Linked DNA regions of Homo sapiens: all the other regions are linked to region 1. The links are chromatin loops, found by intact Hi-C in ENCODE. Cell type or tissue: heart right ventricle. All regions are shown on one strand.

Region 1 (2,500 bases):
TTAACTCATACGTAGCAGTTACCAGCTTTAAACTCAACATCTTCCGGGAACCTCACCCCCAGACTAGGTGCCCGGACTTCTCATCCCCGTTGGAATGATTCCTTCAAGCAGCCTCCCTGTCTTTCATGAGAAAGGGAAGCTGCCAGTCTCCTTGGGAACTCGATCCTCAAACCTAACTCTGCCTGGCACAGAGTAGGCATTTAATGAATACTGAAGGAACAAAAACGTACAGTGTTTGCTTTTCCTTGAGTGAAAACTCTTCAATAATATCTTTTGTCCACTTTTCCTTTGTGCTAACAACTTTTTTATTTTTATTTTTATTTTTATTTTTTGAGATGGACTCGTTAGGTTGCCCAGGCTGGAGTGCAGTGGCGTAATCTCGGCTCGCTGCAACATTCATCTCCCGGGTTCAAGTGATTCTCATGCCTCAGCCTCCTGGTAACTGGGTAACTGGGATTACAGGCGCGCACCACCACACCTGGCTAATTTTGTAATTTTAGTAGAGATGGGGTTTTGCCCTGTTGGCCAGGCTGGTCTCGAACTCCTGACTTCAGGTGATCCGCCCACCTCGGCTTCCCAAAGTGCTGGGATTACAGGCATGAGCCATAACTTTTTGTTTTTGTTTTTTTGTGTTTTTGTGAGACGGAGTCTCGCTCTGTTGCCCAGACTGGAGTGCAGTGGCGCGATCTCGGCTCACCGCAAGCTCCGCCTCCTGGGTTCACGCCATTCTCCCGCCTCAGCCTCCCGAGTAGCTGGGACTACAGGCGCCTGCCACCGCGCACGGCTAGTATTTTTAGTAGAGACGGGGTTTCACCGTGTTAGCCAGGATGGTCTCTATCTCCTGACCTCGTGATCCACCCGCCTCGGCCTTCCAAAGTGCTGGGATTACAGGCGTGAGCCACCGCGCCCGGCCACAACTTTTTCTTAATCTAATTTTTTTGCAGGAGACGAATGTTAGCAAATTTCCAAGTCTGAACTACAAATCCCAGTGCAGCAAGGCCTGTGATGCACACAAGGTGGCGATGGAGGACATAGCATCTTTCAGAGCTCCCTGCTGCTGATGATCTTTTCAAATGAGAAAGGCATTTAATGCTGCTTCATCTTCTGGCTTTTCATCAATGTGGAGACCCGTCCTTTAGTTTTAGCAATTCAGTGGTGCTCCAAGGAGAATTTCCCCCTCCTCGTTTTCAAATATCTCTTTCATCTGATTTCTTTTCCCTGTTACCACATAGATCCACCCATGAGCCAAAATAATCTTCTTTGAAATAAAAATATGAACAGGGCCTACCAGAACACTTGGAAAAAAGATTTTGAGTAGGTGTGTGTGTTTCCTCTTTGAGACTGTAATTAGTAAGACGGAAATAATCAATCTCCCCCATAGGTTCTGTGTGTGTGTGTGTGTGTGTGTGTGTGTATTTTTTCCTTGGTGTTTTGAAAGGCCTTAAAAATTAACATGGCTGCCTCATCTAAAACCACCTTTAAGCTCTAATAAAGTTTATCAAGGACCACTTATCTTCACACCACACTCACATATTTTTGGACCCAGGAAGGATTACGAAGTCATTTTAGACAGTCAGCTGGTATAGAAAACCAGCAGAAGGGAGAGATATTGCAAAATCCCAGAGGGGCCCCAGCTTGAGCCAGGGCTAGCGAGTATCACGTCAGCAGCTGGGGCAGGAGGGAGATGATCTCCATCAACAAGCCTGCTGCTCCCTCTTGGGGAGATGCCTCCCAGGAGTAACTGAGGTCCAACCTAGTCATAGCTATTCTTCCTATTTTCCTCATATTTCTTCTCTGCTTCTAACTTAGGGTTGCCCAGCCAACACTTTCTCTTGCTCCTTTTCCCATCCTGATCCCCCATTCTTGAATAGAAGAGTAGAAATGACGATTCCAAAGAAAAGAAGTCATAAGCCATAAATCTTTCCTTCCTATAAATGAATGTCTTGTGTGTGTATGTGTGTGTTGTCTAGACTAGATACAGATTCTCTTCCTCGTAGCTTCCAACCTAAAGTTCTTTTGACCAGGCATTTTCTTTGTCTTGCTGATCTGTTCTAGAAATCCCTACTAAATGGTCTCCTTTCCGGAGGGGGTTCTATAAATATTAATTCATCAGCTGCCTCATCATGGTGCAGTGGCAGCCATGCAGTCCTATGACTAATTAATTACTGTTGCTAAAATATTAAATAACTATTCATTATGCAGTCTAAAGACTTTAAGCCCTAGATCTGTGCTGTTTTCATCACTTAGGCTGAAGGACAAGAGTTCCTGGGCACCTTGACTCCTGATCTTAAAACATCATTAAGAGTAGAAGAAATAAGACTAAGTATAGAAGAAATTTTATCTGAACTATTTAAGATGGTTAGAGTCCTGAATCTAAGCATTTAAAAATTGTGATGGGCCGGTCATAGTGGCTCATGCCTGTAATCCCAGTGCTTTGGGGAGGCCAAGGTGTGAATATCACGTGAGGCTAGGAGTTGGAGATCAGCCTAGGCAACACAGG
Region 2 (2,500 bases), 82 kb after region 1:
TGCCATGTAATTTGTGTATGTTATTATTAGAGATAAATATCCATTTTATTTTGACCAGAAAGCCTAGTGAATTCTCATCTTGGGCATAATGGCATTAATGATGAGCTGATAGGATTAATCAGAATTTATATGTGGCTCTAATGGAGATTTCCTCCCTTTCATGCCCAGGTGTGCCAGGTGGTGCCAATGCCAGCCAATCACCTCCCCATTGGCAGCACCATGAGCACTGTGCACCTGTCTTCAGATGGCACTTACTTCTATTGGATCTGGTCTCCTGCCAGCCTGAATGAGAAAACACCGAAGGGACATTCTGTCTTCATGGACATTTTTGAACTTGTGGTAAGTTTGAACTTTCTCGCTTGTATCTTTGCAGAAACATTTCTGTTTGCTTTCTTTTTATATTGGTGTGCAAAGGGCCTAAGAACCTTGCAGCGTGTATAGTGTGTTCAGTGTTTCCTTAAAATTGATTTTTCTCTTAGATGTCTTTGAAGGTTTCTTTGTTTGGAGTTGTATGACAATAAGTAGAGCCAAGCTTTCTGAATGTTAATCTGATGACTGGAGATAACATTATTTAATGTGTAGACAGAAGGGTATTTAAGTAGAAATGCTCACAGTCTGTTGGAAATGTGGGGCAACATTACAGTAGCAAGAATGGGTCTACAGATAGAAATTGGGAGTCTCTGAGAGAGATAACAACATTGTGACATGTCACTTACCTTTTAGATATTAGCCAAATGCTCACTGAGAGCCAAGTGTGTTCTGTCTAGGTGGTGGGAGTACAGAGATGGGCAGGGTGGGCAGGGTTCTTGCCCAAATGTGATGTGTATTCAGGCTCCAGAGTTGGGTGGGTTGATGATGGTGGAGAGGCATAAAGATTAACCATAAACAAGTGAGCAAATAAGCGCACGAGATAATCGTAATTAGTGAAGGAAAAGTAGTCATGTACCAGATGAAGAGGCTGGGGAGTAGGTGAGGGAAGAACATTCCAGAAAGAGGATACCACACGTGCAAAGTGTCTGTGGCAGGAGGCAGCATGTTTTAGGGAGAAAAAGTGGGCCAGAGTGGCTGGAATGCAGAGAGAGGAGGAGGGCTTGGGGCAAGAAGCAGCTGGGAGCCACGGCGCTTTAGATCCACACCGTCTTGCACAGTGGCTGCTAGCCATACGTTGCTATTTAAATTTCACTTGAAATTTAATAAAATTAAAACTGGAGTTGCATAGCTTGATTAGCCACAGTTCAAGTGCTCAGTAGCCATATGGCTAGTGGCTTCTTCGTTGAACAGCAAAGATATAGAACATTTCCATCATGAAGAATGTTCTATTGGACAGAGCCGGTCTAGGTAGGATTTGTAGAGACTTATAAAAGAACAAATTGCCCCAAGCCAGGTCTGTGACAAAACCTTTTTTCATGAGGTAATTTACAGTCTCCTTCTGGGAAGAAATTAGCATTCCTGTAAAAAAACAAAAACAAAAACACCGAAGCAATTTTCTAATAAATTTTAACAGGATTAAAACATGTTCTGGGAAGCCAGTCATCCAACCCAGCAGCAGACTATCCATCAGGAGTCTCGTAACCTTTAACTGTGCAGGTTATTTTTCTATTGAATCTCACAGTGTCCTCTAACCATTATCTTACAAAATGTCCCTGCCAGAGTGAATCTTTGAATTGGTCTGCTACAGATTGAACATGTGTTCATAATTGTCAGAAAAGCTTTTTTTTTTTTTTAATTGGTTTTTAAAGAGACTTACCAGCTGTTTAAGGAATTTTCATTTAGGTCTTGGCTGAGCACAGTGGCTCATGCCTGTAATCCCAGTGCTTGGAAGGCTGAGATGGGAGGATCTCTTGAGCCCAGGAGTTTTAAAAAGGGAGCTGGAACTTAAAGTGGCAGTGTTTGTCTGAGATGACGGTGCTCCTGCTCTGTCAGAGACTAGCCTGGGCAACATAGCGAGACCCCGTCTCTGCAAAAAAATACAAAAATTAGCTGGGTGTTGTGGCATGTGCCTGTAGTCCCAGCAACTAAGGAGGCTGAGCAGTAGGATCACTTCAGCCTGGAAGGTCGACCAGAAGGTTGATTGGGGTGACAGTGAGCCCTGATTGTACCAGTGTGCTCCAGCCTGAGTGACAGAGACAGACCCTGTCTCAAAAAAAAAAAAAAAAAAAAAAAATTAGGTCTTTAGCCTAAGAATAATGGGAACATTGAAGAATTCCCTGATTCTCTGATATGCTTTTTTTTAATTAAAAGAAAAAATTGTATCAAAAAAATCCACACACTTTTTTCTTTTTGGATACAGGCTCATAATGAAAAACAGGAGACCCTTGCCCCACTCCTCCAATCCCAGCATGCTCCTCAGGCAATCACATTCTTCTGGTGGTGACCTTCATATCCCTAAGTAAAACGCTTATATTGCTATTTCTTGATTTATGAACGCCAGATATAAACAAAGTTGATTTTTCTTTCTTTTTTGCTGTGATAGATGAGAGTTTGTCTCAATTCTCCCTCT
Region 3 (2,500 bases), 110 kb after region 1:
CCATGTGGAGCAGATTTGTGAGCTGCACAATCTGAGAAAGAAAGGCTCATTGTGGAGTGGGGTAGAAAGGAGAGACTTCATGAGGTTTTGAGTTTAAGCCATAAAGAACGGATATTATTCATATAAGTGGCCAAGTGGGGAGAAAGCATATGTATGGTTAAGTACCATGAAAAAAGAGATTTGGAGGTCTATTTTCCACTGTCCCATTTTGTTTAATGAAACAGTAGAAAATAGAAAAAAGAGTATCATTTATGTTATAACTTAAGTTAGGCACGATGCGGATCTGGGCTACTAGGGTGATTAAAATATGAAAAAGAAGAAAACTCAAGAGACACAGTGCTAAAGTTTTGTTTGAAAATGGGGAAGAAAATAAAATCAATGATAGCAATTAATACATATATATATATATATATGCTGGTGTGGATCCTTGACATATTTTAACTCATTTATTCTTTAAAATAACTATATAAGGTAGGACTTTTATTATTTCCACTCTAGAAATGAGGAAACTGAAATGTTCAATGACTTTCCCAGGGCCACCCAAAAGTTTTAGAGCTGGAATTCAAACTCTGAAGCCCAAAGTCCATGCTCTTTAATACTGCACTATCCTGTGTTAAGGGAAAAAGCCAGGGTGTGTCCAAGTTGTAGAGCCAGTATTAGGAAAGATTGCAGCTGAGCTGTGTTTGAGTATACACCAAGCTTTATTGAACACTGACTAACTGCCAAGTGTTTCTTGTAAACATTTGCATCTTGTGATATTAGTGATCATAACCCCTCTTGCAGTTACCCTTTTGATAATGTATATCGGAAAGAACCGTCATGCAAAAGTTGCCATTTTAAAAACACTTTGAAAACTATGGTTCGGTATTAAATTTAGGAAAATTTCTGGTGGTGACAGTTTTCTTTCTGTGGTCTTATGCATGTATTCTCCATCTCTTTACCACCAATTACCACCAATACACAACAACAAGAAAAGGGTGTGATTTTTATAAAAGTCTTGTTAAAAGCCTAAAATTTAAACTTTAAAAATAATCTTCAGGCTCATTAAACAGCTTAATGTTTGTTTCCAAAGTCCTAGCCTCCAGCTTGGTGTATAATATTTCGGATGGTCAGTTTACAAGTCGTGCAGATCTCATAGATGCTGCTGGAAGCTCACTGGGGCGTGGTGCTCTCGTACCAGGATTGGGTAAGAAATAAACTTGCACATATCTTTGGAAAATTTCAAGTTTTAGCAAATTTCTCTTGAACTGTCTTGCCAGTTCCCTGTGGCATTCTAGTTTTCTTGAAAAGAAAGACGTTTTTTGTTTTGTTTTGTTTTGTTTTGTTTGAGACAGGGTCTCTTCTGTCACCTAGGCTGGAGTGAAGTGTTACGATCTTGGCTCACTGCAGCCTCTACCTCCTGGGCTCAAGCAGTCCTCCCATCTCAGCCTCCTGAGTAACTGGGACTACAGGAGCACACCACCATGCCCAGCTAATTTTGTTTATTTTTTGTAGAGCCAAGGTCTCACTATGTCACCCAGGCTGGTCTCAAACTCCTAGGCTCAAGCAATCTTCCTGCCTTGGCCTCCCAAAGTGCTGGGATTACAGGCATGAGCCATTGTGTCCAGCCAGAAAGAATTTTTTTATATTAAATTTTAATTTTGGGAATGAGTATAAGACATTGCCATATGTAAAATTCCTCTGAATAAACTGCAATTGAAGATACTATTGATTAGGTTGTGTGATGATGCCTATAAGAAATTCTCAGGTTTATGCCACAAAAAGTTTATTTCCTGTGAGGAATTGGTATACCTGTTATTGTTAGAAAATGAACATTAAGTAATATACTGGACTTTCTCTTTGCCGTGGGTGGTAGGAAGCTTATTTCTAAGTTTTGGGCTCAGTTATTAGGGCTTTTTATTTTGCATTAATGTTAATTGGTCCTATTATACCTGTGTTTTTAATGTAAGCCACTTAAATCCTCTTTGGAAGTAGGTCACAGATAAATCAGTTACTAAGAGCTATCTATTTTGTGAGATTTACTCCTCACACAGGAGTTAAGCAAAATTAAAAATTAAATGCTGGCCTTTGCCGAGTCCCAACCTAGTGCCTTACCAAATAAATCTGTGGGACTAGGGTTGTGGGTTGTCAACATTAGAGAGCATCCTTGCCCTTCCACTTTGTAGCAGTGCTTGTGAGAAATATGTATACAGGTAGCTGGTGGCATGGTGACTGAATACAGTATGCTCTTTTTGCAGGAGCGTGTTATGACACAGTGAACAACATGCTATGGACATGCTCAAATGACTATATCGATCAGTGGTGTAACCCTGGGAATCAAGCCTTCCATTATGTCTGCCAGAGACTTGGAGTCAGTCACATTATCACTGAGCCCAAAGGTGAGGTGCACTCAGGGTCTTGCAGGAAAAGATTTTCCTCTGAAATATGAGAGAATACCACAGCATTAGTAGGTGAAAACATAGCCCAACCCCAGAATGTGTCACCAGTTTTCCCTCTTTGA

The links. Peaks named below come from ENCODE experiments on the same cell type or tissue, not always from the same donor. Only the 100,000 strongest peaks of a DNase experiment are listed, where the experiment ranks them.
Region 2: it touches region 1 in a loop (2.0-fold over the local background); 28 of 110 quality-filtered maps call a loop at or near these places.
Region 3: it touches region 1 in a loop (2.8-fold over the local background); 33 of 110 quality-filtered maps call a loop at or near these places.

Annotation. Positions count from the first base shown.
Region 1 is chr12:112,386,043-112,388,542 of GRCh38, reverse strand. No RefSeq gene overlaps it. Among named protein-coding and RNA genes, the nearest start is that of HECTD4, 4.9 kb to the right of the region's middle. In heart right ventricle, CTCF peaks have their summits at 813 and 1,012 (motif pointing right); DNase peaks (open chromatin) are centred at 653 and 992; H3K4me3 peaks cover 316 bases; H3K27ac peaks cover 520 bases.
Region 2 is chr12:112,303,903-112,306,402 of GRCh38, reverse strand. HECTD4 (HECT domain E3 ubiquitin protein ligase 4) reads left to right here. Exons shown (of 76, transcript NM_001388303.1): 7 at 169-339. Among named protein-coding and RNA genes, the nearest start is that of HECTD4, 77 kb to the left of the region's middle. In heart right ventricle, no CTCF peak of the experiment used is centred here; no DNase peak of the experiment used is centred here.
Region 3 is chr12:112,273,533-112,276,032 of GRCh38, reverse strand. HECTD4 (HECT domain E3 ubiquitin protein ligase 4) reads left to right here. Exons shown (of 76, transcript NM_001388303.1): 10 at 1,073-1,186; 11 at 2,238-2,378. Among named protein-coding and RNA genes, the nearest start is that of HECTD4, 110 kb to the left of the region's middle. In heart right ventricle, no CTCF peak of the experiment used is centred here; no DNase peak of the experiment used is centred here.